Linked DNA regions of Mus musculus: regions 2, 3, 4, 5, 6 and 7 are each linked to region 1. A link is a loop called in an ENCODE intact Hi-C map of the cell type or tissue named here. Cell type or tissue: left cerebral cortex. All regions are shown on one strand. Region 1 has its middle 250 kb from the start of Gm39153. Region 2 has its middle 55 kb from the start of Gm32567. Region 3 overlaps Unc5d (unc-5 netrin receptor D). Region 4 overlaps Unc5d (unc-5 netrin receptor D). Region 5 has its middle 86 kb from the start of Gm32621. Region 6 has its middle 95 kb from the start of Gm1698. Region 7 overlaps Unc5d (unc-5 netrin receptor D).

Region 1 (4,000 bases):
GATAGCTGCTGTGGGTATACGGCTTGTTTGTATAATAATATATATATAGCACATCCTCTGAGGAATGTCCTCCCTGTTAACATTAATGGATCCATGAGAATTAGAAACAGCAGAAGTCGGGCTGTGGTTATATCTCCAAAAAATGGTAAATGCAGGACCTGCAGGACAACCCTCAAGGCTAGGGAAAGAGCTCAAAACATGAGTTCAAAAATATATAATTTCTCAACTATACAAAATATAAGGATGAAATATGAATTATGAGGGGTTTCAGGAATCTAAAGGAACAAAAGCAGCTAGACTATATGAGCCAGCTTGTCAGGAAGACATAAAGGCAAGCAGATTCCTGAGTTCAAGGTCAGACTAGAGCACAGCAAGGTTAAGCCCAGGTGTTATAGGAATGGTATTTCAGGTCAGGGTCCCACACAACTAGTTTACCCTTTGTGCTTAACAAATGCAGACAGATCTCTGAATTTTTTTTTTTTTTTACAATATTAAGAAAAAACATATGCTTTCTGTCTCCTGAGAATCAAAGGGTTGGGGGGGGGGGGTCACAAGATGTTGATTCATAAGATAATCAAAAGGAAAACTGAAGTAAATAACTGGATTGATGTGTAAAATATAGGCTCGATCTGTGTTCTGCAGATGAGCTATCCAGAGAATTTTTTAGGATAAAAAGAGAGAGCTGTTGTAGAACTGACAGAGACAGAAACACAGACACACAGACCAAACACAAGCAGACAGACACAGACACACAGATTCACACACATGCACGCACGCACAAATACAAGCAAGCAGGACATGGATAGAGAGATCTCTTGGAATAGCAAGCAAGCAGAATATAGTCAGAGAGACCTCCATAGAGAAAGCAGAACATACAGAGAAGCAGACTGGAAAAGCTGTATCAAGCGGGACACAAGTTGTCAGCTTGAATCCAGGATTTGACTTCCAATCATTCTTTTTGCCATTCTCAGAGACCCCTTCTCTCAGAACCTTTGTCCAGGCCAGGACTGCTCCTTGACAAATATCTAAGAATATGATACCTCTCCCTTGTCACAAAGATTCTCCACATTTCCCAGTAGATACCTAAAACCTCACTATAGAATATGTTGGTTTCCCATATAGAAACATAGTTGTGATAAGACTTAATTCATAAATTACACACTGTAAAAGGTGAGCATCAATATTATATTTATCCACCTGAGACAAATCTCTTGTTAGGTGAACTGTTACTTTAACACTTTAAAAAGAAGTACTTTGTTCCCTGCATCCCTCTGGCACTTTGGGGCCATTATTAAGCAAAATAAGGGTCCTTTCCACAGAAGCTCTGTGATACAGCAATAGTGGATCTGATAGCCAAGGTGATAGCAAGAAACTGCTTACCATGAGTTTATAGCTGTAGACATCACAAGGAGATGACTCATATCCTGAGTGAAATTTCACCATGCTCTTCAGAATCGCTTTCAGTTTAAAATGTATGAGTCGTTTTCTTCTGGACACGTTTTATTCAGTACTCTAGACTGTGGTTTACTCTAAGTGGCTCCAAATCATGGGTTCAAAGAGACTACCCCAATTAGACACCCCAGTGCGTTTGAGCCTGAAGTATTCCCCATGAGTCATTCAGCACACGTGGTTGAACTGTTAGTGTCCGACTGCTGGCACTGTTTCAATGGTTTATGGTACCGTGTGGCTGAGATTGCAGGAGTGGGTACCCTGGCAGTGGGTCTTGAGTGTTACACCCGCTCCTGGTGCTATCTGGACTCTGATTTCTGACCCACCAGAATGTGAACAGGTCAGGGGACAAGCTTCCACTGCCATGGATAGAGCCACCCCAGCTACCGTGCCAGCTTCCGTAGGATGGACTGATAGCTCGTGAGATTGTGAATGAAATGCCTTTCCTCCCTTAAGTTGCTTCAGTCAGCTATTCTGTCACAACGACAAACGGTAGCAGTACACACCTGTGTGCCAAAGCAGCCGGGAGAATGCACACAGAGATCTGTTTTAGCTTGAGATGGAAATGAAAATTTAAGAGAAAACCAGAAATCTGATGATTATCATTCATGAGTCGTGGTTTCCAAAAGGCATTCGTTTGCTTAGACTGTGTTCATTTTGCATGCAGTGAAGAGTGCTTTTGAAGCTGTGTCTGTCTTCCCTGCTCTGGTATATAACAAGGCCAGCCTTGCTGACAGCAGGGAGATTTCCTCTGCATTGAGCTCTTCCTCCTTGGGGCTGGCCTTTTCCAGCAGCTAGAAATGACTGAGCCTGAAGAGACACCTGCTGGAGAATGAACGTATGAATGCTTTCCTCTTGGCAGTATACAATTTTTTTTTTCTGTCCCATTATCTCAGACATACCATCCTATGTCAGGAAATTTTCATATCTCTGCCTTAGCTCACTAGAAATGGGAAGTGGTGACTGGAAAGTAGAGTTTCTGGGCTAATTTAACCCCCTTACTTCTTATAGCTTATATTCTGGGGCTAGTTATTTCTTAGATTTGGTTCTGATTGCAGCACTCACAGTGAGCTATCATCTGTGGCAGGACAGATCATCAACATATGGGATGAAGGATGACATTAGATGTGACAAGGAGCACATAGAAATGATAAGTGACAAGCAGATAGAGATTATATTGGGGACATATACAGTGTCATGAATGGAAAATTACACGTGAAGTGTTGATGAAGGGTTAAGTAAAGAGGGGACATAGTCCAGTAGAATGGAGTGTGTGTAGTGAAAGGAGCCACTGCCATTTGTGACTTCGTAGGGGGCAGTCATAGAAAACTCGGTAGGAAGTGTGATTGGAAAACAGAGAGGAATGAACCCACCCCACCCAATAGTTCAAATGATGCTGCGACTTGCGTTCAACAGATCTGCATCTACATATTCTGCATGGTCAGCTCTGCCATCCTCTTTATGTCTTTGACACTGAGCTGACCCATCTGTGTCTACATGTGATCAACTAGTTAGGGAGGCCACAGGACGGGGTGGTGGCTGATGACTGACTTAGCATCTTCAGGTATAGAAACCATCAGGCTAGAAACTGACCTGTTTTATTCGCTGTTTCTTTGAGTCAGGGTCTCACCATGTAGCCCTGGCTTGGCAGAGTCTCACAGAGATCTATATGCTGCAGCCTCTCCAGTCTTGGCACTAAAGACATGCATGACAATACTCAGAGAAACTTATGGCAAACAAGTTAATATGTTTGTAAGAAAATTAGAACCTATAATTAGGAGTCAAATAGCTAAAGTTCAAAAGGAGCTAACAATCCAGCTAGACACATACCAGAACTCTTCTGAATGTGTTCACAGCTGGCGTAAATGAGGCACTATAGATTTCCTACAGGAACTATATCAACTGCTATCCAGGCGTTTCAGCAAGATGGCCAGACCTTAGCACACACCAATTACACTAGCTTCCTGTGTGGCATGGGGGAAACAAGAGACGATCCTTGTTCCATTCATTATTCATTGAGGATTTAGAACCTATTAATGGCAAATGACACAAGGATTTGTGTGCCACTGCTGAATGATTGACAACCTCCTCCTGGAGAATGAGGATGAGAAGGATTTTGAGAAAAGGCTCAGTATGGAGTAATGGGGTGGATTATTGTGGTCTGTTGTGAGCGAAGCACAGAGTGAGGAGTAGGAGCGATGTGCTTACTATTTCCATACCACTCAGCAAATAATAACAATAACAGACAGACCTGAGCTAGAAGGATTACACAGCCTGGAGGGCAATTCATACCAATAAACTAAGCATTACAAAAGCCACCCTACCTTTTAGCACCTGGATAATCTAGGCAGGTGTTGCTTAGCATACTTATTCCACAAAGGGGTATCTGGAATCCTCCCAAAGAGACAATTTTTAAGGTCAACAAATAGACAGGTGTGAAGGGAAGAGGGGAAATAACGAAAAAAAAAGCAGACACTCCTTCAAGACAGATGGATGAAATCCACAGCAGAACATCTACGGCATAGGAGCCTGTGAATTGGAAAGACAACGG
Region 2 (4,000 bases), 1.1 Mb before region 1:
AGCATAGTCTATGGAGAGACACATTGTGCTGCTGTCTGTGAAGATGGCTCAAGTTGTGCGTTTTCCTTTCAAAACAACGTCCCATGGTCCTCCAGGTACGCTTCGACTCATCAAAGATGTGCTTCTGTTTCTCTATTGTTGGTCACTTATCTCAGCTCTTTGAAGAGGTTAGAGTTGAAAGCTGCCTTGTACTGTTGTCATAGTTTATGATTTATTCTCAGGCTCTCTTGAATTAAACGCACAAAACCACTTGCTTTGGAAAATGCACTGAAAGATCAAAGTGAAATAACTCTGAAGAATAAACTTAACAATACAGAAAGGGTGGTGACATCACCGTTTCAATAGTATCCATTCTTAAAGCCCATGAACTCTCTTCACTTGTCTTGATTGTCAGTGTCCTCTTCTCAGCCCTACACAGTGCTGAGTTATTGGCCTATAACTGAGCATCCCCATGAAGCCAACACTAGCCACTCCTCTGCCATCAATACTCATTCATTGAGATCATTTCCTACTTAGAAATCCAAGAAAAGTAGAGAGACATGAAAGAAGTCCTTTCTTATTCTATAGACAGAAGACACTCAAATGGAACAAATGAGCCACCATGTCATGATGTTGACCAATGGAAATGACCACCCACTTGTCAGTTGATTTTTGCCTCCTATCTGGTTCTGTACTGTTTTCCATACTATTATTTCTCCTCTGATTGTTAATTTCAATGTGTATATATTTTGTCTGTATGCATAAAATTTCCCTCCAAAGTTCACAACCTGTTCCATACATTATTCAAATAATGATTCAATTTTTAGTGGTGTTTTAAATTTTCAAATATACAATAAAATATGCTTGTTTGTTGTGAGAGGTGTGTGTGTGTGTGTGTGTGTGTGTGTGTGTGTGTGTTTGGCTGATTTGTCTCTGCTTAATGTTTGGCCTTCACTGACACTTATTCTTTTGACACAGGCAGTTGATACCAGAAAGACAGAGCAAGTATTCTGACATAGCCTGGGCTAAATGGACATTCAGTATGAAGGGGACTCATGATTAGTAATGCTTTGCTCATGGTAAGCATGATCAAGCATGCTTGAGTCTAGAATGGGTTCTGAAGAACAGGTAGGGAAGATTCTCTGTATATTAATAAAAACCAGGTGTTAGAGATAAATACTTTTAAATACCTCTTTTACTGGTCAACACCATGATGTAGCACCCTTTATCTTATCCATTTTGTTGATTGTTTTCTGTCTATACAATAAGAAATGACTTGACTTCTGTCATGTCTCTCTACTTTCCTTGGATTCCTAAGTAGGAAATGATCCTGATGAAGGAGTATTGATAACGGATTAGTGACTCCTGTTTGGTACTTGGGGATGCTTAGATATAGGCCAATAACTAGTTGATCATGATCATTTCCATGCTGACAGTCAACCAATTTCTCCTTGAGGTCTGAGTACATAATAAAATAAATATAAACAATCTCTGTCATCCTCATCAACCACCCTCATGGGGTCCTCTCTGGAAATCCAAAATTACCCACCCACATTCCTTCCACTTGAAATTGAGGCGAGTTGGTCAATCCTAACAGCAGCATAATTGAATGATTTCCAAAGGAAAATGTGAACAATAATTTGACTAGTATCTGTTTTCCCCTCTCCCATTACCAAATAAAGAAAGATATAAATGCAAGTGGCATGACTTAACCTTACATTTAGAATAAAATATTAAGGAAACAGCTACATGCATTCTTTTTATTACTTTATTATTATTATTTAAATCAGTAACATTCCAATTGCCTAACAGATATTCGTGGAAAGTAATCTGTTCAGCTGGCATCATTCAACCTAAGACATGGAGATAGAAAGTATTTCAGAATGTCATTTGAAACCTGCCATCAGACCTCTGAAATATCGGTGCTAGGATGCATCTGCAGAGCACAGCTAGCTCCCCCAGCGATGCTTAGAGCTCATGACCTTTGGTGGGTCCTGCTGAGAGAGGAATCTTTGTTAGTATTTGTTAGTAACATGGAGCTTGAAAGCCACAGACATCACTTCAAGTAGCCTGAAGATCCTCTCATTGTCCTTCCATGTATGTGAGTTCATTCCCAGAGCCAACAACCTCTCCCTCAGCTCCCCGTGGAGAGTATGCCAGGGCAGGTTCAAAATGACCATCCCTAGTTGCATTGCCTTTCTGCAGTGAGGAACAATACTGGTCAAACTCTGAAATCTGCAATTTGCATCGATCCTCCCCTGTTACTCATTACTGACAGGTGGCGCTGCTGCAAAGCAGATCAACGCGCTAAACTGCAAGTTGGATCCACACCTTTGCTACAGAAGCAGCCTTCAGAGAACTCATTTCATCTCCACAAATGAATCTCATCACTTAGCCACTTAGCAGGTGATTCATCTACAAATTAAGGCACTGTGTTTACTCGGGACTCAAACTCTGACCTATATCTAAATAAACCTAGGCTTTTCTCTAATCATGTTTTTAAATTCTTTTTTCTTAAATGAGCTTAAGGATCCTCACTCATTAAAGTATTTTATATATTCATTACATTACAATTCCCTCAGCAGGTCCTCCTGTAAAGCTGTTGTTGCCTGTTTTATTATGAAAAGCAATACTTTCTCTCTTCTACTTCTACTTCAGCTTCTCTGAGAATATCCTTGGTTGCTTTGAAAACAATACGATCTAATGTGGTCAGGGGTCTTGGGCAAGAACAGAGAGGCATATGTAAGTATGGCATAGGTATATATACTTATATATATATATATATATATATATATATATATATATATATATATATATATACACACACACACATATATATATATACACATTCTGTATGAGATAAACACATATATGCATATGTATATATGTTGTACAAGATAAACATGCTTTTTTGCTTTTTTTCATTTCTTTTTTTTAATTAGATATTTACTTTATTTAAATTTCAAATGTCCCTTTTCCTGGTTTCCTTCCGAAAACCCCCCATACCCCCTCCCTCCCCCTGCTCACCAACTGACCCACACCAGCTTCCTGGCCCTGGCATTCCCCTACACTGGGGCATAGAACCTTCACAGGACCAAGCAAGCTTTCGTTTCTAGACAGGAAAACAGTCCTCTTACTGAGATGACAGGCAGAAAGCAGAGTGAAGTTAGGTGGAAAGCAGCAAATTGAAATTGGTGCAAATTCTTCTGAATGACTGTTGATATGCTGAAGAGAGGGAGGAAATCTAAGGTAAATAAGCCCACTGCATAGCTCTCTCCTCTAAAGTGGTGGGGATCTCAGAGCAAGTTACTGTGTTGCAGAACCTGAAGTCACGGGGCAAGTAGAATGAGCTAGCTAGGCTTCTGTACTCTTGCCCTCATTGTATTTTGTAGCCAAACAACCCAAAGTCGTCTGAAATTGCTCCTCAGTATTTTTGCTTATAATTCTGAGAAGACATGAATTTCCAAAGAAAACTTTGTCCCAAACCATTCTCTCCCCCAGAAGCTATTGATCTGAACTACTTCCGGAAGCCAGCAATAAACTATTCCATGATGAAACGAAAGCAGGCAAGTGTTGCAATCATAAGCTGGGCAGGGCATGGAGGCCAGCAGTAATCCTAGCACTGTCCATACAGCCACAGGCACAGCCCACACTCAGTGCCTGGACGTCAGCTGCTGGCAGCTCCAAGTTCAAGGCCAGGGCAGCTTTGTTCCCACCCAGCTGAGCCTTCCTGAAAAGTGCCATCTCCTGGGAACCAATGTCACACTGTAACTAGGAGTCCTTGAACCCAGGACCTTAGCTAGGCATTCTGAAGATACTCCATTAACCAGAATTTCCTGAGGGATATTTTAAGCACCAAGCAGTGAGTTTTAGGTAGCCTGCCTTTTCCTATGGCAAGTAAATAGTGCATCTCACAGAAGAGGATGTGATGCTACCAACAAAAGGACTTGGAAAACATGGCCTCCAACCCAATGGAAAATTATTGAACCATGAATCTAATTGATCTAACATAAAATCCAGT
Region 3 (4,000 bases), 830 kb before region 1:
TTCTCCAGTGCTGATAGCTGCATCTTTTACCATGATTGAAATCTAAGTGTATTAAAACGCTATATCCCCTTGAATCCTAAGCAGCTAAGGTCTTACCTACTCACCTTAATAACATTTTCTACACATGAATTTTCCTTAGTACAATTGCCATATGCATTTGGACATATCAATAATTACATATCGTCCATTGAAAGCTACATCCAAAGAGAGATATTTCTTCAAGACATATCAATCCTCTTCTAATTGATCAACTACCTTAAAGTTATAGCTTCCTCTCCACTGTAATAATTGCTGCCAGGATTATATCCTTTGCAGAAATGGTTCTCAGCCTTCCCAGCACTGTAGCCTTTAATACAGTGCATCGTGTTGTAGTGAGCCCCAACCCTAGAATTGCTGCTCAGAACTGTAATGTTGCTAGTGTGACGATTCAGAATGTAAATATCTGATGTGCAGGATATCTGATACGCAAACCCAAAAGCTTGAGAACCACTGCTTCATAGCAAAGTCAAGTAGTATTTCTCCAGTTTTGGAAGCCATGGGGAAGGTCTCAGATATCACATAACTAATTGTATCTTCATGTAGATGCTACCTGCCTGACTTTGTATGCCAACTTAACCAACTCAAGAGTCTCTTAATATTATTTCCTTTCATCATTATAAACAAAATAGTGGTCCACTGAATCTGTTGTAGCCCCAGAAGAAGTGAGTCAAGTTGCTGACTGAATGGAAAACACTGGTGAGCTGAGTTTAACATGGCAAAAATGCCTTTTCTACTCCAGTGGCCCCAATGTAATCACAAGGGCCCTTTGTTGGACATCAGTGGGAGGAGAGACCCTTGAGCCTGAGGCGGTTCAATGCCCCACTGTAGGGAAATGTGAGTGCAGGAAGGTGGGAGGTGGGGGGAGGGACCTTCATAGAGGCAGGGGTGGGGGGATGGGATGGGGGTTTCCAGAGGGAAGACCTGGAAAGAGGATAATATTTGAAATATAAATAAAGAAAATATCCAACAAAAGAAAAAATGAAACATGGAAGCAGAGGAGAAGGGACAAAGGAGGAAGTTTCTGTGTGAGAACATGAAGTGACATGAGGAGGCCTCAACCTCATATTAAACCATCTCTGCTTTTTTGAGGATGAATAATGGAAGGAACTCTTTCTCATTTTAGGTAACTGGCTTCTAGAACTGCAAAATCAAGGGAACTAGAAAGTCCTTTAGTGATTCCAGGAAGAAATCAGTCTTGTTGATAGTTTGATATAGTCCACTGATACCTGTACCAGATCTCTAGACTGCAGAAGGATAATAAATTTGTTTGCTAAGGCATTAAATTTGTTATATCACCAATAGGAGAGTGGAATGCTCATTTCCATGTTTTGGTTCAGGTAATTTCAATGTCTTGAATGTTTGTCATGCTCATGTCAACTTGTTAAATTCCAGTAAAGACTTGAAATTGTAAAACACTAACCTCATCTATTCTAAGACTTTTCAGATCCCTGTAGGCAAGGTTCATCTTGTGACACTCTACTATTCTGACCTAAATCCTATGTCCACTATTGACACTTTGTAGCACATTTTAGGTTCTTGTATGTACATGTGGTCCTACCCCGCACTGTAAGTGTCCAGGAAATAGAATTCGTATATCATTTATCTTTGCATGCTCCTACAAGACTTACTATGGGAGCCCGCCATTGCTACTGATGCCATTTGAACCAGATCTGCTAAAAATTCAGCACAGTGGAACTGATCTAAAATACGAGTCCCAAATGCCCACAAGATGGAGATATTTCCTTTGAAAAGTAAGGTCTATTATTTCCCCCAAGACCTGTTCTTTGACCCCCCACCCCCCGCCTTTTCAGGATGGAAATTTCATTTTTAATTGAAAATAAGAAATTTTGCATTTCAATAGGCTTATGCTTGCAATCACATTTAGGATTTTTATTTCACATTTTGTACATGAAACGTTGGTCATGCAAAAATAGAAATTTTCATACACACGTGTTTGAGCAAAAGCAATGTATTAAGCTCAAAGAGTTTTTAGTTTGTTTGCTTCAGAAAAGCATTTGCTAAGTGGCTCACACGGATCTCAGACTCACAATCATGTTACCTAAATTCTAGGACTCTAGTGTGTGTCACTGTGCTTAGTTTATCACAGGACATCTAAAAACAGAGCAATAGTTCTTTCCTACAGAGCAACCTTGTCTGGTGATATGATGATGTTGCCCTGAGCATAATCGAAGTGTTACATTTTCTGAGTTCCTTTCAGCAAGTGTAGGGAGAAAGTGGGAACAGTGTCTTGCTGCAAATTAACTTTTGGTTAGACAAGTAGTTTTCAACCTTTGGGTCACAAATCCTATTGGGGTTGAATGGCCCTTTCACGGGGTTGCATATCAGATATCATTCCTATCAGATATCTACATTATGATTCATAACAGCAGCAAAATTACAGTTATGAAGTGGCAATGAAAAGCATTCTATGATTTGGGGGTCACTAAAACATAAGGAAGCGTATTAAAAGGTCGCAGCATTGAAAAGGTAATCTATCACTACAGTGTTAGGTTAAAAATGTATAGTCAAGGATGCAGTCTGAGAAGAGCTGAAATTCTAAGTTGTGTGACAATGAGGGTCTATGAGGTTAGCATGTGGAGACACTGATGTGCCTTCTGAAGCTTCATCATGTGGCCGGTTTAAATGATTATGTCAGACAGACCCTGTCCAAGGTACCACTTGTTCATTCATGAGCTAACAGGCTTCTGTAATTCACAATGCCTCCTGAGAACTGCACTTCCCTGGGCTAAATTCAACATGTGCTGTATTCTGGGAGTATGAGAAGAGCTAATGGGATGAGTGGACATTCTGAGTTAGTTGATTTCAAAGTAGGTGGATTGACAGTTTGAAAGCACATATTAAGCTAAGGAGGCAGGGTAGAAGATAATTTAAATTCAGCTTAAATACATGAGACTGTCAGATCCATCCTCTTAGCTACTCAGCATTAATGTTCAGCATTATCCAGGCCCATTATTTTATATCTGAAAGCATCCATACCATAAAAAAAAGCATGACAGGCACATGCACACAAAATCACAAACTGTTATTGTTGGAGGAACCTGTCAATATCTGTCTCCAAATATTTAAAGAACTTGTAGATATAAAAGAAAACTTGACTGCATGATATGTACATGATAGGGCACAGATAGAGCCTTGAGATGGGCAGATGTTAGAGATGGAGCTGAAGTTTATTCTATGTCACAGATGTTTCCTATTATGAGCTGGGTCATTGTTGTCCATTTCTGATGTCCAAAGCCTATAAGCCTATTGACTATGACTGCTTTGTAGCAGAAGGCTGTTGATGCATCATAGTTAGTAAGCTTTGTAATTATTTTTTACAATACTTTGTATTATATGATACAATAAAGATATACACAAAGACAGGCAGGGATGGTCACATACCCCTGATAATCCTAGCACTGGAGAACCTAAGGCAGGAGGATCATGTGTTCTAGGCCAGCCTGGCCGATATAGTGAAACTGGGTCTAAATAACTACACATTAGTAAATAAGTTAATTAAAAACTACATGTACACATGTTTTCTTTATGAAATCGTTAAGGTTCTCTTAATGAAATTCAAACTGGGGCCCCATTAGTCCTCCCGAGGGACAAGTTGAAATCATTCTTACAGCAGATGTATCTCTACAGTTGCCTTTAATTAGGTTAATCCCTCATGTCAAGACAGGTTAGCACTATGAGTATGAGAGTAGTAAAACCTCCACCCACGGCATGGTTTTGTAGGATAGGACTTGCCAAGTGGTGATGAGCTAAACACCACTGTGAAGATGTGACCCAGCAGACTCAGACCTGTGTGGGTGGCAGAGAGACAAGAGAAAGTTCTACAATCTGTCTTTTGTGTTTTGTTTTGTTTTGTTTTTTGTTTTTTGAGACAGGGTTTCTCTGTGCAGCCCTGGCTATGCTGGAACTCACTCTGTAGACCAGGCTGGCCTCGAACTCAGAA
Region 4 (4,000 bases), 840 kb before region 1:
AGAGGGCAAAGGAAGATGTGTTCTGTGTCCCTCACTGGTATGGGTGGTTGATCCTTTTCTGGTCGCTTTTCTAACCCAGGAAAACATTTCTAGATAGTCCACACCTGGACCTCAGATGAAAGTGCCCCTTGCTGTGTGCCTCCCTCTTTTATGTAGCCCGAACTTATTAGCATCTCCACAGATAAGGCTTGCTTCTTGTACTCAGATTGTTGACAGTCCAGCAGAAGCACAATTTTATGCTCTACAGATACTTTCGGATTGTTCGAGGGAAAGAAATCAGTATAGAGCAAGGACTAGATATGTGCTTTCCTACTCTGGCCATCTTCTTTGTATTGGTAGTGTTCTGCTGCTTATAGATATAAAATGGCTCTATTATAGACATTTATGAATACTTCACTTATAATTAGATATTCTAATGTCAGGTACATACACTAAGGCTGATGTGAAATAAATACACAAAATAATACGCATTTTGCAATTTTTAACTCTTGTTACACTTGGGGATATTTTTGTTTCTTTTGTTGTCTTTGTTTCTTTTTTTGTTTGTTTTTGTTTTTGAATTTAGTAATACTGAACTTAGACTTAATATCATGCACTAAAACGACATTTTCTTATACTTTATGTGTAAATGTCTATATCAAAAGTGATAATAATGCTGCCAATTCTACATTCTTCAATGGATTTCACAAGAACCTTGCCTGGAATTTCAGTATCCTATAACTTCTCATTCTTACATAGAACCTGAGTTGATATAAATGTTCTCTTTGGGGTGTTTAAAATTTGAAAGTGTCTCAGAGTTATATGAAAGACTTACTAAAATATAGATAGTGATGCCCCAATTCCAGAATTCCTGTCATAAAATGATGGATAGAAGCAAGAATTGGCACTAATGGAGGACACTGTTTCAGACTCTTGGGTAATGGGCTCAACCCCTGAGACCCACAATGCAGTTGCACAGAATCCCCAGACTGTACATGGCCTTGCGTAGAATAGACTTCTCATTATGGACAAAGATCTTACTTACCTTTCACTTATACACTGGCTTATTTCCTCAACACCCTGAAATAAGGGTGGATTATCAGGAAGTTTTTCCTTTAATGTGCTTCTTTTTTTTTTTTTTTAAGCATCTCTTTGCCTGGAAGGAACAGTGGGACCATATATGGCAGGGCCAGTTGACCATGAAGACATATGGGGAAGAGAAGTGGTAGAGGTAGCTGACCTCTCCGCCAGAATACATAGTAAATGTCATGAACTAAGAGGTATTAATGTATAGGATTTTGTGCTTTATGATGTACTCCTTTGGTGATATTTTCTGTGTTGATGGGAAAGGATTGGGCAAACATACTTTAATGCAGTGGTTCTCAACCTTCTTAATACTGCAACCCCTTATTCCAGCTCCTCATATTGTGGTGACCCCAACCATAAAATTATTTTGTTGCCCCTTCATAACTGTATTTTTAATACTGTTATGGATCACATTGTGAATCTCTGGATAATCAACCCCTGTGAAAACATTATTTGAACCCCACAAAGGGGGGCACCACCCGTAAGTTGAGACCCATTGCTTTTTGGAATGGATTTTGGATCAATTTCTGAGTAATTATAGATCCTATCAACTTGAGACATATCACCATTAAATGATGCATGGGCTATCTTTGGATATATTGGTCACAATGAAATAGCATATGACCTGGATCTTGCCTCATAGACTTATTAATGTGTGTCCTTGAGAACGTTGGTTATTGTCTGCAATGGTCCCCTATTTTCCTACTCTACTGTTGGAAGGACAACCTGCCATTTGGTTGGGAGTGATTTGGAAATTAAGTTAGCCTATAAATGGATGGGCACGAGGTTCTTTCCTCTTTCTTACCATGCTTGCCATTAAAAACCTTCAGTTAACTGACATCTTCTAATCCCAAACATGATTGAAAAGATTCTTTGGTATCATGATGTATAAAAGATTTTTTCCCTTTAATTGTCATAATAGACACTTAATATGTAAAGGTTAACATCTTGGAAATTCAAATGTGAATTCAGAGTATCGCTTTATTCCTTTCCCTCTTCATCTCAACATGGTGGCATTGGACAAAATCAGTCTGTACATATTCTCTTAGATTTTTATTGCTGTGAAGAGACAATAGGACCATGTTAACTCTTATAAAAGAAAATATTTAATTTGGGACTGTCTTACAGTTTTAGAGATTTAGAGTCCATTATCATCATGCAGAAGCACACAGGGCATTGTGCAGGTAGACATGGTGCTGGAGGAGCTGAGAATTCTACATCTTGAGGCAAAGACAGCAGAAAGAGACTGTGTGCTACACTTGGCAGAGCTTCCGTATATACGACTTCCAAGTCTGCCTCCACAGTGCATACCTCTTCCAACAATGCCCTGCCTCCTAATCGTGCCACTCACTATAGCCAAGTGTCTTAGTCAGGGTTTCTGTTCCTACACAAATATCATGACCAAGAAGCAGTTGGGGAGGAAAGGGTTTATTCAGTTCACACTTTCCACATTGCTGTTGATCACCAAAGGATGTCAGGACTGGAACTCAAGCAGGTCAGGAAGCAGGAGCTGATGCAGAGGCCATGGAGGGAAGTTACTTACTGGCTTGCTTCCCCTGGCTTGCTCAGCCTGCTCTCTTATAGAACCCAAGACTACCAGCCTAGGGATGGTCCCACCCATAAGGGACTCTTCCCCCTTGATCACTAATTGAGAAAATGCCTTACAGCTGGAGCTCATGGGAGCACTTCCACAACTGAAGCTCCTTTGTCTGTGATAATTCCAGCCTGTGTCAAGTTGACACATAAAGCCAGCCAGTACAAATGATCCCTTGTCAACTTGACACACAAACATATCACTATTAATCATTAATCCTCAACTCTTTCTTTCTTTTTCTTTTTCTTTTTCTTTTTTTTTTTTTTTTTTTTTGGTTTTTTTTTTTTTTTTTTGGGTTTTTCGAGACAGGGTTTCTCTGTGTAGCTCTGGCTGTCCCGGAACTCACTTTGTAGACCAGGCTGGCCTCGAACTCAGAAATCCGCCTACCTCTGCCTCCTGAGTGCTGGGATTAAAGGTGTGTGCCACCAAGACTGGCAACCCCTACTTTCTTATTCATCTCCAAGATCTAAATAACTTTAAAAGTCTCACATACTAAATTTCAATCCCTTTAAAATATCCAAATCTCTTTTAAAATTCAAAGTCTCTTAACTGTGGGCTCCACTAAAATATTTTCTTCCATCAAGAGGGAGAAATATCAGGGTACAGTCACAATCAAAAGCCCAGAGATGGTCCCACCCACAAGGGACCCTTCCCTCTTGATCACTAATTGAGAAAATGCCCTACAGCTGGATCTCATGGGAGCACTTCCCCAACTTTCTCTGTGATAATTCCAGCCTGTGTCAAGTTGACACACAAAACCAGCCAGTACACCAAGCATTCAAAAACATGATTCTCCCTATTTGTATCACCACACCTAGCATAAATCTTTAGTCAGAACATGTGTCATCTCTAATGAGTAAGATGAATTCTGATGAGTTCTGTGTACTTACTGGGCTTCATTATGTTTGAACCAGGGGTTATTCATGCTACTGGAATATGACTACCCCTTTGACTTGGGAGTAACTTGTGTGCATGGACATGGTGCTGCATTATGAGTTGGTCAGACAAGAATTGAGATAGTGTGTTGATGGAGATAATTTCTGAGGAAGGTTCAAGAACTGAACATAGTTCTGTTTTTGTTGTTGTTGCTGCTGCTTTGTTTCGTTTATTTGTTTGTTTTGTTCTTGTTTTTGTTCTGCTTTGGTTTTTTTTTGGGGGGGCAAGTGTTGTTGTTTGTGGTGGTGGTGTTTTTAGAGACTTACAGGTTCTTATCTCCTGAATTCTTCAGAAGAAGCAGCCTATCTTCTTTAGTCTCCCATCTGTTGTGGTGAACTATCATCTACATAGTAATTGCTCAATGGTTACTTCTGAATGATGAAGCTAATTAAAACACCCATGTTA
Region 5 (4,000 bases), 1.3 Mb before region 1:
AATATAAATAACATAGAGGTCATCTTAACTATTAGCCACCTCCAGTCATGACTGTGGAATCTTGAGGAAGCCCCTAGCCATAAAGATAATGCAAAAGTCACCTAGACTGTTAGCCATCACTGCTCCTGCTTTTAGGAACTTGCTATGGCTCTGCTCTACAGTTAACACAGGTCACCAGGTTATTAGGCACCTCCATTCCAGGTCTTCTGGGTAGAAAACCAGGTTATATTTCTTTTTATTTTGAAAAGACAACACAGTGTGTTTAACATTCCTGTTTTCCCCGTGCTATCTGTCAGCTGAAGGAACTTCATGCTCCCGAAATTTGGAGAGGGAGAAAGAGAGAGAGAGAGAGAGACAGAGACAGAGACAGAGACAGAGAGACAGAGGCAGACAGAGAGACACAGAGAGAGAGGGAGAGGGAGAGAGAGATAGCATGAAGTTGGGTTGTATATAGGAGGGGAAGATTTGGGAGGAACTTAGGGATAGAAAATTATGATCGAAATATATTACAAGAAAAGAGATGTAATAGATTGTAAATGTATCCAAATTAACTTGGGGAATGCTGATGTTCTAACACTACTGCTTTCTCCAAACAATTATCATAATATATGTCTATATTGACTGAGATCTCATCCACTTTCTCTCAACAATTTATGAGTTTTCATTATCCCTGTCTAGATTGTATTAAAGGCATTCTATAACTGCAGTGGGTTTATCAACATTATAAGAACATCTTTGAAACTGCTAATTTTATGGGTAGTGTATGAGATGGGAATCAGGATGGTACAAAACGCTAAGCTCAATGTCTGACTCGGGTAAGTCCTCTTGCTTTCTGAAGGGTTTCTTATGTAGAGTGATGTGTCTTGAACAGATACTGTTTAATTTTCTATTTTCTACCAGTATAGTCTTTATTTTTTCTTGGAAGTATTGCCCTGGATATATCCACTTGTGTTAATGCACAATTATTGTTTTCTAAACAAAATCTCAAACATTTACTTTTTCCAATGAAGGCTCAGGAGACAGATGCTGGGTGATAGTCTGCTAGCTAAGAGAGGCAAAGAAAGCACCCAGCTGAACTCCCTACTCAAACTGAAATCCCCGAAGCAATCTCTCTCTCTCTCTCTCTCACTCTCTCTCTCTCTCTCTCTCTCACCTCAAAAATCTTCCTTAAACTGAATGTCCCTCCTTTGTATTTTCTGTACATCTCTCCGTCTCTCCGTCTGTCTTCCAGACTCCTTCTTACTCCCTCTGCTTTCTTTTTTCTTAACAATTCTATGTTCATTACCCATCAACTGGTTGCTTGTTCCACCTCTTGACCTATTGTTATCTTTATTTAATCTTGTGTACAGTATTCAATCAGAAGGCTCTTGGATTAAAGATGTGTGTTAAGGCTGAGCCACACAACTAAAAACAGGGTTTTCCCATAAATACTCAGGGTTTACAATGTGATCAAGTATCCTGCAATATTTCTCCCTTTTATCTAAATATAAAGGAAAGACTTTAGCTATGACACAGTAAAACTATTTACAATAATGAAGCTATTTCTGCCTGATTTCCACAGTGTCCAGCTTGGTTGTATATGGAAAGTCTTAGAATTAAGCATTTTTGAGTTTGATGTTCTGTAAAAGGTTTGTGTTGATCTCATAAGAACTCAGCAGTTTTAATATCCTGAGCAGTTTGTAGTCTGGAATTGACCTTTGGTTGGTGTTTGTCAGCTTAGTGGCAATCCTGACTAGGTAGAACAGGACAGTCAACAGGGAAGGCTACTGTTTGCACAGAGACTGGCAGCAAAAGAGCCATGAGACAGTTTTTCCCAGTGTTTACCCTTGCTACAATTCAGGTGGATTCATCTTCACTGGGCCCCATCATCTTCTCAGAGACATCACATGTTCCTGTTAATGGTTTACTGTGGAAAACATAATCGTATTAAGTACTATACTCAGGAGATCTCCGGATAGTTTGAGGACCACAATCTATTAAGAACATCCGAAGTAAAAACTAAAGAAAAAACTTCCTAGTTCCAAGTTGCCTGCTTCAGACTCAAACTAAAAACACATGCAGGGAGCTAGATGAAGCTTATTTTTAGAATTAGTATAACTACTAATATCACATCAGAAAGTGTGTGTATATATATATATATATATATATATATATATATATATATATATACATGAAATCATCTTACAGATTTTGAGTTAATATTTGTACTTTAAGAAAAGTTTTAGAGAGTCAAATGAAAACCAAAAGATTATGGGACTAGTGACAATAGAGTAGTGTCTTATTTTTTGTTTTTCTCTGTCCCATACCAGGTAGTTTTTCACATATGTGATAGAGCTTTTTGATTTTTCCTTTAACAAGCATGTGTGGCTTTAGAGAAGGAGAGCGTGAGCAGGACACTTCAACCCCAAAGCTAGTTTTAATTTTTTAATTAAATCAGGACCACATAAAGATCATTTGCCACTTATGTCTGTAGAGGGCAGCATAGACAATCATTTGGGAATCGGATATGGGTGGGCCAGCCACATGGGGTTGGGGGCGGTGGCAAGAAGGTTGGCATGGATACAGGTGCTAGTCTAGAACCCCAAACTGGGATGTCAGGCCTGTTAACTGGAGGTAGACAATAATACTATCACTTGACCAATTTACTCCTTTTTTTCTTGGGACATTTTCTCTTGACAATTTGTCCTGTTTTTTTTTTTTTTTTAATAGATGTTTTACTTGTCCAGTAGTTTCTGGCTTCCTTAGTTGGATGCTTTTACTCTCCTAGAAAGACTTTTAAAAAAAAGTCCCTGTTATAACCCTAACTCTGGGGACAGGGTTTCTTTATTGGCCAGTTATATCTTTCCTAGAGCAAAAGGGTTTTGGCAACAGAAAAAGTATTACATTTCAATTAACATTTAAAAATTCTTTTGAAATATTGAAACTAAATATACCTTAGTATATGTGGATAAATATATCTATATTCCTCATTTTCTTTATATATAAATTCAAGGCTTAAGTATATTTACTTAAGATCACAAAGGATCTTTGAATTCCAGCCTGCCTTTTGCAAGGGGTTTTTAAATGTAAATCAATATAATTCTTATATGCCTAACTCTGCCTCTCAAGTGTTAGGATTAAAGGAGTAAACCCTCACCTGGCTATGGATTCTTTGTAGTTGTTATTCTCATAGGATTGTCCTAGTTTAATTGGGTTCTCCATTTCTCCTTATTGTTTAGTGTTAGGGGTGAACTCTCAAGTTTTTCAGATATGTAATCTATCATTCTTGCTGATTTATTCTGAACTTGTTCCCTGAAAAACTTTGATAGTCTAGTCTTAATTAAACATGATGCCAATTTGTCCATTATTTTCTCATTTTCAGATGTTTTGTCTGTATAACATTTGATGTCTTTGCTAAGTTTTGCTAGGTTTTGCCATTTCTATTCATACTTCCCTTGACCAGATACCTTTGCCATTTATTTGCCAGTTAGTGGTTTTCCATTTTGCTTCCCCTACAGCTATACCATTATACAAATACCACGAACTGGAAGAGATAGAGATTTGCCTCTTGTTCTGGTTGGTTTTCTTATAGCTAATAGTGGTGTACTGATTTTGTGGTTTCTTCCTCAATATTTGCCATTCCACCCCCAAGTCTATAGGTTGCTCTTTTCCATTAGTTTTGATTCTATGGTGATTGATATACCACCAATAAATCATGTGTTAGACAAATGTGACCATTCTGTCAGTACCCACAGTTCAGTAGGTGCCTCTTTTAGGGGAAGGGTGAGAAGTTTAGGTAACTGAGATATATCCTTTGTGCAGGAAGGCACAGACCCGTTTGCTACCGCATTTTGTTCGTGAAGGAATTCCAAACCACACCAGTTCTATGCAATACCTTTCCTTCCATGAGTAGTCCTGAGGAGGACTCTGACTTTGAACTGATCCAATCCATCATTGTAAGAGGTGTCCTTACGACCATGGGGTAGTTGGCAATGAGTGACTACTAGATTCACCATGACTC
Region 6 (4,000 bases), 470 kb after region 1:
TTCCTTTTTTTTTTTTTTTTTTTTAATCTCATTATTCAAAAGACTGTTTTCTCTCAGGAACTGAAAAAAAAAATACGTGGTTTCTAGAGGGGGGAAAAACACCAAAAACAAACAAACAAACAAACAAACAAAACCTCCGGTGCAAAGAAACACAACTTTTTCTTTAAAACAAACTAGGGTGGGGTATGGAGATGCTAGGGTGGTGGGTGTGGATTAATTTTAAGTTAGTCAATACTGACCTCTAGTGGCATAGAGCCAAAGTACAGGCCTTGCTCTGGCCCAGGAGTGGCAATGTCACTGCTTTGTCAGGGGTGGGTGTTTGGCTCTGCTGATTAGAGATGGTAGCAGTAAGAGAGGAAGGGGCTGCCAGTGCAGAGGACACCATTTCATACACCTAGGCATTCTTGTCAAATAAATGACATCTTGTCACCAAACTGCTCTGCTTTCTCCATTCATTATCTCCCCTGGCCAGGTAGGACTTGATTTTTATCTTCCTTGTCATCCGCTCAATGCTTGCTAGAAGTAAGACGGGAAGATATTTGAAAATCACTGAGGCCACTGAGCTTTCTTTACCAAACGAGCGTTCTTCCAATCCTGGATGGTGCTTTCCCAACCGAGGTATTTGTCTTTTTTTCTCCCTTTGCAAACTACTATGTATTTGGATGCGCCGAAGTGTGCAACTCCACTTAGCTTTTAAAGACAGAAGAACAAAGTCCTTTGCATGGGTCTCAGCTTCCCGCTCTTTCAGAGAAAGAAGATGATCCAGGGACTGAGCAGTTTAATGCCTGGTGATTTTGTACACCACTTCTTACCCCCACGGCACTTGCAAGTTATATCTCTGAGACCTTTACTTCAAGGACACAATGGAAAAATAAATTAAATCTATCAATACAAAGAGCTCTTCGTGAAGGGCATCCCTCACACCCACTACACACACACACACACACACACACACACACACACACACACACAATAGCAGGTTTCACACAAATGCAATTAAAATTGCAGTGCTGATAAGAAAGTTGGAAGTACCAATAAAGAGGGCAGCATTGCCCTTTAGAGGAGAAAAGAGCGGAGCTGATGAGTAAACGGATGCTCTGTCTTAGAAGATGTTAAGCAATTTCATGGCATTTCACTTGTCTCATGCCGCCTTCTTGGGTCATTGTCTGGGTTTTCCTTAAGAAGTGTAGATGAGGCTAAATTTTAATTTGGGAAAGTTATTCTGTATCTCCGGGGCTCTGGAGCTTCAAGTCCTTTCATGGCATAATTGAAAAAGTACTCTGCCTTTCTCAGCCCAAAGACAGAACAAGGATGCATCCCTATGTGTCCTGCCAAAGCGTGCAAGAGGAGGCTGTGGGAAAGGGTAGTGTGGGAGGAATGAGGGTGGCTCCACAATACAGCACAATGGGATGACAGAAAAAACAAAAAAAAAACAAAAAACTCTGGCTTCATCACCATGCTACAATGACACCTGCTTTCTTTCACCCAAACTTCCTATTGAGAAAAAAAAAAAAAAAAAAGCAAGATTGTAATTGGGATTTCAGAAGCAGGCTCTCACAGCACCCGGCCGGCCCATGGGAACGGTACCACCAGTATCTTTGGGATTTTTAAGGGTAGGCCCCCACCCCACCCAGAAATAGCACAGCAGCCGTGGCCAGAATATGTCCACTTAGGAGCTACCCACGGGGTGCCCTCTGCTGCCTTCTCCCTCCCAGCACTCCCCCTGCCATTCCCATAGCCACCAGCTGGCCTGATGGCTGAAGAAACTGATTGCATTATTCACTCTCATGAAAAGATTCAGAAAACTAGCATAGATGCAAGGCAATTATATACATATGTAATTTGTGTGTGTGTGTGTGTGTGTGTGTGAGAGAGAGAGAGAGAGAGAGAGAGAGAGAGCGTGTGTCTGTGTGGGCGCGTGTGTGTGTCCCAGAAGGTATAAATAGAAAGTCTAAACAAAACAGGTTTAAGGTGAGGTGAAGAGATCATGGAAGCCCTGGATGTTGTAAGGCTGGCTCCTTCTCTCTTCACCTTTTCACTTTCTGTTTCTCACTTCTACTTTACAGGGGGTTAGCACATCTTATTATTAAAATGATAAATAAAAATAACAATAAAACCCAAACCTGAACCAAAACCAAATCACTGGCTCCTTGCTCATTCTCTATGAAATACTGCCATCTACCGGACAAAGGAAGGAAGTTCATGCAGCCCCCTTTTTTTTTTTTTTTTTTTTTACTAATTTTTTTATATAACGTGTGCTGTTCCCTCGGAGGCCAGAAGAGGGCATTAGGTCTTCAGGAACTGTGAGTAACCAGTGCTTTTTGTCAAACCCAGGTCCTGAGCAGTCAATGCTTTTAACCAAGGATCATCTCTCCAGCCCCTCATGCATTATCTTTTGCATTATTTTTACCGCCACAAATGGAAACCACGCTCCAGACACTTGATGAGGAATCATAAATCAAAATATTGGGGTGACAGAGGCAAACCTTTCTTTGCCCTTAATTTGTCCACTGAAGGCGTCCACATACTCAGCTTGCTTAAGTGTGAACACAATGGCTTGCAAACAGAATGGGGAAAGACTCAGCAGTTCGGCGGATGGTGAATCAGTGAGAAAGTGCACACGTGAGAGATGGATAGAGAGAAAGAGGGATAGGTGGGATCATGGCATCCCTGACAAACTGGTTAGTTAATTTCTGATCAGAACCTGTGGGAAAGGAGGTTCTGTGCTGAGCACACGCGTGAGTGTGCATGCGTGCATGCGTGTGTTTGTGTGTGCGTGCATGTGTGTGTGTGTGTGTGTGTGTGTGTGTGTGTGTGTGTGTGTGTGTGTATTCTAAGTGGATGGACCACAGGAAGATACTTCGTCAGTGTCAGGAATTTTAATCCCGGATCTGAACTTCTACAGAATAATTTTTGACATGACTGATGAGTGTGACAAAAACAAACTGATCCTTCTTCAACCATATAACACTCATACATGTTGATGCTTTCTCTTTGTTCATTTTATCAAGAGCTTCTACTTGGGGCATGGGATCAGACTCAGGAATATGGGAGGATGCTCAGTCTTGTATGTTTGTAGTATGTAGATGCTAGGAGAGATTTCAAACTATGCTCTTCTATTTACGGATTTATAAACAAAACAAAACAAAAATCAAAATAAGGATTTAGGAAGCCTAAGAAACTTACCCAAAGGTTTATATTTCAAACTTACACCAATTAATTAGCCAATTAATTACACCAATAAATTAAACAGAAAAAATCTCTCATATAGCTTTTAAGCACAATTATATTGATCATCGTATCAGTCTTTTCAGGGCTGTTAGTTTTTGTTGTCTGTTTGTTTGCTTGCTTGTTTTTGTTTTTGCCTTTGTTTTGTTTTGTCTTGACCATGTGTCACACCAACCAGTCATGTCAAAATTATTCTGCAGCAGTTTAGATCTAGGATTAAAATTCCTCACACAGAAGAAGTATCTTCCTGTGGTCTGTCCACTTAGAATAAATAAAGAACAGAGTTCAGGGGAGGAGCAGTGGTACCCTTTCTTATTACATTTGGTGGTGGTGGTTTGTTTTGTTTTTTTTTACACGTTCTTTACATGTGATACACCCATGGATATCTACATGTGTTTGGGTACATGTGAATGTTCATGCAAGCGAGTGTATGTGTGTTTGGAGGTCTGGTATGAAATGTCTTCTGTGTTTTCTTTCCACTCTATTTATTGAGGAAGGGTCTTTCACTAAAAGCTCTAGCCAGTGTTGCTAGTCACCCTGACCTGGAAGTCCCTTGTATTTGGCTACAGGCTGTTCCCGGGCTTACAAGCTTTTTGTGGATTCTGGGGAATCTAAAACTATGTACTCACACTAGTGTGGAAAGGACGTTATCCACTGTGTCATCTCTGAAGCTCTGATGAGTGTTTTTAAAAATCTAAGTTGTCATAGACCAGGAAGGTAAATAAATAGGATTTATGTCATATTCCTTCTAAATGTAGTTATGACACTGTCA
Region 7 (4,000 bases), 650 kb before region 1:
TAGTATTCATGCAGTCCTCCCACCTAAATGTAACACATTTGTTCGCCAATAATTGTATTGCTCCAAACATAGAAGCAGCATTGAGTTCAAACACTTATTCTCAGTGCAAGTAAGAGGATGATTCATTAGCACATCTTAATGATGTTTCTATCTGTTTGGCTTCACCTGAACCTTATAAACAAACACAAAACCATTCTCTATGCTGGTAACTGTTCATCAAAAGAAAATGCCTTCTATGAGATACTTCCTGCTTAGCTGAAACTCTGAATAAACTCCATTACTTTTATACGCAGTGCAGAAATATTCAAGTTGCTGCTGTAATCAAGAATAAGGACCACACAGGCCAGAATGGAACACAATTTATTGCTTGAGAGCATGGTACATTTATCAAGGTGCTTTCTTAGCAATAAAACTCCAATTCCCTGAATTGTGTGTGTGTGTGTGTGTGTGTGTGTGTGTGTGTGTGTGTGTGTGTGTGTGCGCGCGCGCGCGTGCGCGCGTGCATGAGAGAGATTATATGTAAACATGTGTCTTTGAAACCTTCAGTATTATACAAGCGTTGCTGGTATTTCTTACTTGTAATCACTCTTTTTAATGCTTAATCTTCATAGTGTGGAGTAGGAGCTGTTCGGGGGGAGTTTATTGGCTCATGGCATTAGTTTTCCACGATTATTGTCTAGATTCTAATCTTTGAAATTAATGCTGTAGGGACTGATGGTATCTTAGCAGATAATATAAAAATACAATCACCCACATTCTTATCTACTATTGCTCTTTGAACACTTTATCTATTGGCAGGGTGCCGTCACTTCCTGGTTAATTATAAATGAAGACAAATTTATAGACAATGGTTTTGGATTCTATCTTTTGATCTAAATTCATGGAATTGGCTCATAGAGCCCTGAAGACAGCAAGCCTGGGCATTTTCAGCATTTCTACTTCCCAAGTCAGCAACTAAAGTAACATGGTAGTCCGTATATTTGTGTGGCTTGCTCCCCATTCACTAGACTATAGTGAAGGGAAACAAAATTTTAGCAACAAGCCAAACTGATACAACAGATACCTGTGTTGCACCTCACTGGAAAGAGAACTGTGTACCTTAAACAGCTGAGTCTCCTTTAGTGATGACAGCACAGGCTCTGCAGGAAGAGAAGAGCGTGTGAGTACTTCTATTAAAACAGAAAAGTCACTCTCTTTTATATGGTGCTATCTTTCATGATGAAGTTTTTTAGATACAAGATGACCATGTAATTATGTGGCCTATCTTTATATCCAGAATGTTGTAGCCTTCCATACTGTTGTTATATTGTTGACATCATTCGTAAGTGGGACAAACATACCAGCTCTTACGATTTCCTCCCATTCCCACATGCTCAAAAAAAAGAAATCTCAACTACTTCTGTAGCCAAAAGGGAGACAAGGTAAGTGTGAGCTTTTGGTAATATTCAAGTCAGGCTCTGATAATGCAGTCATGCCATTGACAAATGGCATTCATTATGCTTTGATGTTATGTTGTAGCAAGGAAGGATATTGGACAAGTTAAATATCCACTCTACAGTTTACAGATTATAATCTGAAATGCATAACATTGACTTATCCATCCATAAAAAATATAAGCAACTGCACAGGGCCTACTGAAGCAATACAATATCAAGAACAAAAGCACTCGAAATGAGATAGAATTGCATTTCTGCCGTGAACTAAGATTTAGTGTGTCTTTGAGCTTAGTTTTCTAGTGAGAGAGCTTTGTCACATTGCCATAATCACATTTGTAAATAAGAGTTCAACAATTGTTGAATGAGGGTATTTCTAAAATGGGACAAATTTCTCACAATAATGTGTAAAGGAATTATTGTACTGGGTAACAAGGGATGTTGCAAAACATCAACTCATACCATGATGTCCAAAAGTAAAGAAAGTAACATGTAATCCGTATCTGAAAAATTACTGTACAGTGCCAGGAACTTAGCATAGATAGTGATAGCTAATATGCTGCTAGGAACTTAGTGTATACAGTGATAGATGGTCTCTGGCTTCTATTGCCCACTACTACCTCCTTGGTTTATATCATCTAAGCATCTTCTATCTAATATGGTTGTTTTTGTTGTTGTTGTTGTCGTCTTTGCTGCTGCTGCTATTGTTGTTGCTGCTGTTGTGGTTTGTGTTTCTGGAGCTCTGATTAGTCATAGGAAGCCAACCTAATAAGACAGATGGTACTGGGGGTGGTACTCTATGTGGATACAGTGTAGAAAAGAAAAACTACCCTTTCTATAGAGGGCTGGAAAAGCACTTGAAAGGTACAATTTTCCTTGCCAATAATGGGAAGCCTCTTGGCCAACTCTCATGATTTTCAATGAGAACAAGATATGTTTTAAAGAAATATATACATTTTTATTTGTTCTCTTAAGCTTCCAACATCTAATATTGTCAGTAGTCTGGTAAATGTTTGGCTCTGTAATAGTGTGACAAACTCTACTCCTCTAATGTCCTTTATGTGTTTATTAGAAAGAGTGTGATCTGTACCTGACTACTTCATCTATTCTGTTACATGATAGAACTGAGTAAATATGAGTTGAAGAAGATGGCTGTAGATGAGGAGTGAAGATAAGCAGCCTTGCATTTTCCAGTATCTAAATATACTCAGCTTTGGATGGCTGTGCAGGCCCTTCATGCACCTATGCATGTGCACACACACACACATGCACACATGCACCATATACATGTACATACAAACACATGCATACACCACACACATGCACATGTACACACACACATACATGCATACACCACACACATGCACATGTACACACACGAGAGAGGAGAGAGAGAGAGAGAGAGAGAGAGAGAGAGAGAGAGAGAGAGAGATGGGGCTGAGAGGGAGAGGGAGAGAAAACTAAGATGAAGACTGCTTGGGTACCTTATATAAAAGTGCTACACACACATTTTCCTATGTAAATATGTATATATATATATTTCAAATATATATATATATATATATATATATTTCAAAAGCTACAATAGTATACACGCTGCACATATACTTACTGTACTGAATCCTTGGAAGGATGGCCATAATGATCAGTGGACATACTCAGTATACATCCACTTATTAGAGTTGTTTATTGCACTTTATTGTGTGTTTTGTGAAGAAATGGTAGATCAGACTTAGATACACCCAGTGTCTAGAAATGACAAAATGTTTAAGAATATGAAAATTTTACCCTGAAGAGATCATTACATATTTTACATATTTATCCACTTAACATGCTGTTCCCTATGAATATGTACACTACTTATGTCTTCATTAAAATGTAAAAAAAATAATTTTCAAGGAGACATTACAAATAAACATAATGAGTCAATAATAGAAAGTAATAAAAATCAAAACAGATGGGAGATTCTGCTTCCCAGTAGTAATGGATGAGATCACAAAGTAACACTCAAAAGATATCAATGATAAAATATGGCTGGAACATTATATATAGTTACATAGAAGCACTCCTAAAGAGGGAGTGGAGAGATAATCCCGTAGTTTAGAGCATTTTCTACATTTCCAGAGGACACAGGTTCAATTCTTAAATCTCCATGGTGCTCACAATCATCTGTAGCTCCAGTTCCTTGGGATTCAGTGCTCTCTTCTGGCCTCACTGGGTACCAGGCACACATAGATATACAGACATGCAGGCAAAATACCCATAGACACAAAATATTTTCTAATTTAAAGAAGCACATGTGAACATACAATAAACATGCCATGGGTATATATAGACCTGAATTAGAATTTAAATTCTGCTCTCTACTGGAGAGACGGCTCTTTTTTCCTCCAATTATTTCTTTTTATTCACTTTACAACCTGATCAGAGTTCCCTCTTCTCCTTGCCCCCCAGTCCCCCCCCCCCATTTTTTCTAGCCTTCTCCTCTGAGAACAGGGAGCACCCACCACCCCTAGGTACCAACCCACCCTAGACCATCAAGTTACTGAAGGACTAGGCATATCATG

What was found. Hi-C counts contacts between places; a loop is a spot of excess contacts. Peaks named below come from ENCODE experiments on the same cell type or tissue, not always from the same donor. Only the 100,000 strongest peaks of a DNase experiment are listed, where the experiment ranks them.
Region 2: it touches region 1 in a loop (8-fold over the local background); 8 of 42 quality-filtered maps call a loop at or near these places.
Region 3: it touches region 1 in a loop (3-fold over the local background); 3 of 42 quality-filtered maps call a loop at or near these places.
Region 4: it touches region 1 in a loop (3-fold over the local background); 3 of 42 quality-filtered maps call a loop at or near these places.
Region 5: it touches region 1 in a loop (2.5-fold over the local background); 2 of 42 quality-filtered maps call a loop at or near these places.
Region 6: a loop joins it to region 1, with 2.8 times the contacts of the local background. A loop is called at or near these places in 5 of 42 quality-filtered maps.
Region 7: it touches region 1 in a loop (3-fold over the local background); 4 of 42 quality-filtered maps call a loop at or near these places.

What each region holds. Positions count from the first base shown.
Region 1 is chr8:28,147,001-28,151,000 of GRCm38, reverse strand. No RefSeq gene overlaps it. Among named protein-coding and RNA genes, the nearest start is that of Gm39153, 250 kb to the right of the region's middle. In left cerebral cortex, a CTCF peak has its summit at 2,265; DNase peaks (open chromatin) are centred at 870, 1,452, 1,613 and 2,219; H3K4me3 peaks cover 192 bases; H3K27ac peaks cover 989 bases.
Region 2 is chr8:29,288,857-29,292,856 of GRCm38, reverse strand. No RefSeq gene overlaps it. Among named protein-coding and RNA genes, the nearest start is that of Gm32567, 55 kb to the right of the region's middle. In left cerebral cortex, a CTCF peak has its summit at 2,256; a DNase peak (open chromatin) is centred at 2,267.
Region 3 is chr8:28,976,583-28,980,582 of GRCm38, reverse strand. All of the region lies in intron 1 of Unc5d (unc-5 netrin receptor D), which reads left to right. Among named protein-coding and RNA genes, the nearest start is that of Unc5d, 240 kb to the left of the region's middle. In left cerebral cortex, a CTCF peak has its summit at 1,744 (motif pointing right); no DNase peak of the experiment used is centred here.
Region 4 is chr8:28,987,229-28,991,228 of GRCm38, reverse strand. The region is part of intron 1 of Unc5d (unc-5 netrin receptor D); the gene reads left to right. Among named protein-coding and RNA genes, the nearest start is that of Unc5d, 230 kb to the left of the region's middle. In left cerebral cortex, no CTCF peak of the experiment used is centred here; a DNase peak (open chromatin) is centred at 2,399.
Region 5 is chr8:29,442,011-29,446,010 of GRCm38, reverse strand. No RefSeq gene overlaps it. Among named protein-coding and RNA genes, the nearest start is that of Gm32621, 86 kb to the left of the region's middle. In left cerebral cortex, a CTCF peak has its summit at 2,479 (motif pointing right); a DNase peak (open chromatin) is centred at 2,515.
Region 6 is chr8:27,675,603-27,679,602 of GRCm38, reverse strand. No RefSeq gene overlaps it. Among named protein-coding and RNA genes, the nearest start is that of Gm1698, 95 kb to the right of the region's middle. In left cerebral cortex, CTCF peaks have their summits at 255 (motif pointing left), 2,048 and 2,273 (motif pointing right); DNase peaks (open chromatin) are centred at 261, 1,294, 1,748 and 2,310.
Region 7 is chr8:28,797,688-28,801,687 of GRCm38, reverse strand. The region is part of intron 4 of Unc5d (unc-5 netrin receptor D); the gene reads left to right. Among named protein-coding and RNA genes, the nearest start is that of Gm32505, 100 kb to the right of the region's middle. In left cerebral cortex, no CTCF peak of the experiment used is centred here; a DNase peak (open chromatin) is centred at 2,207.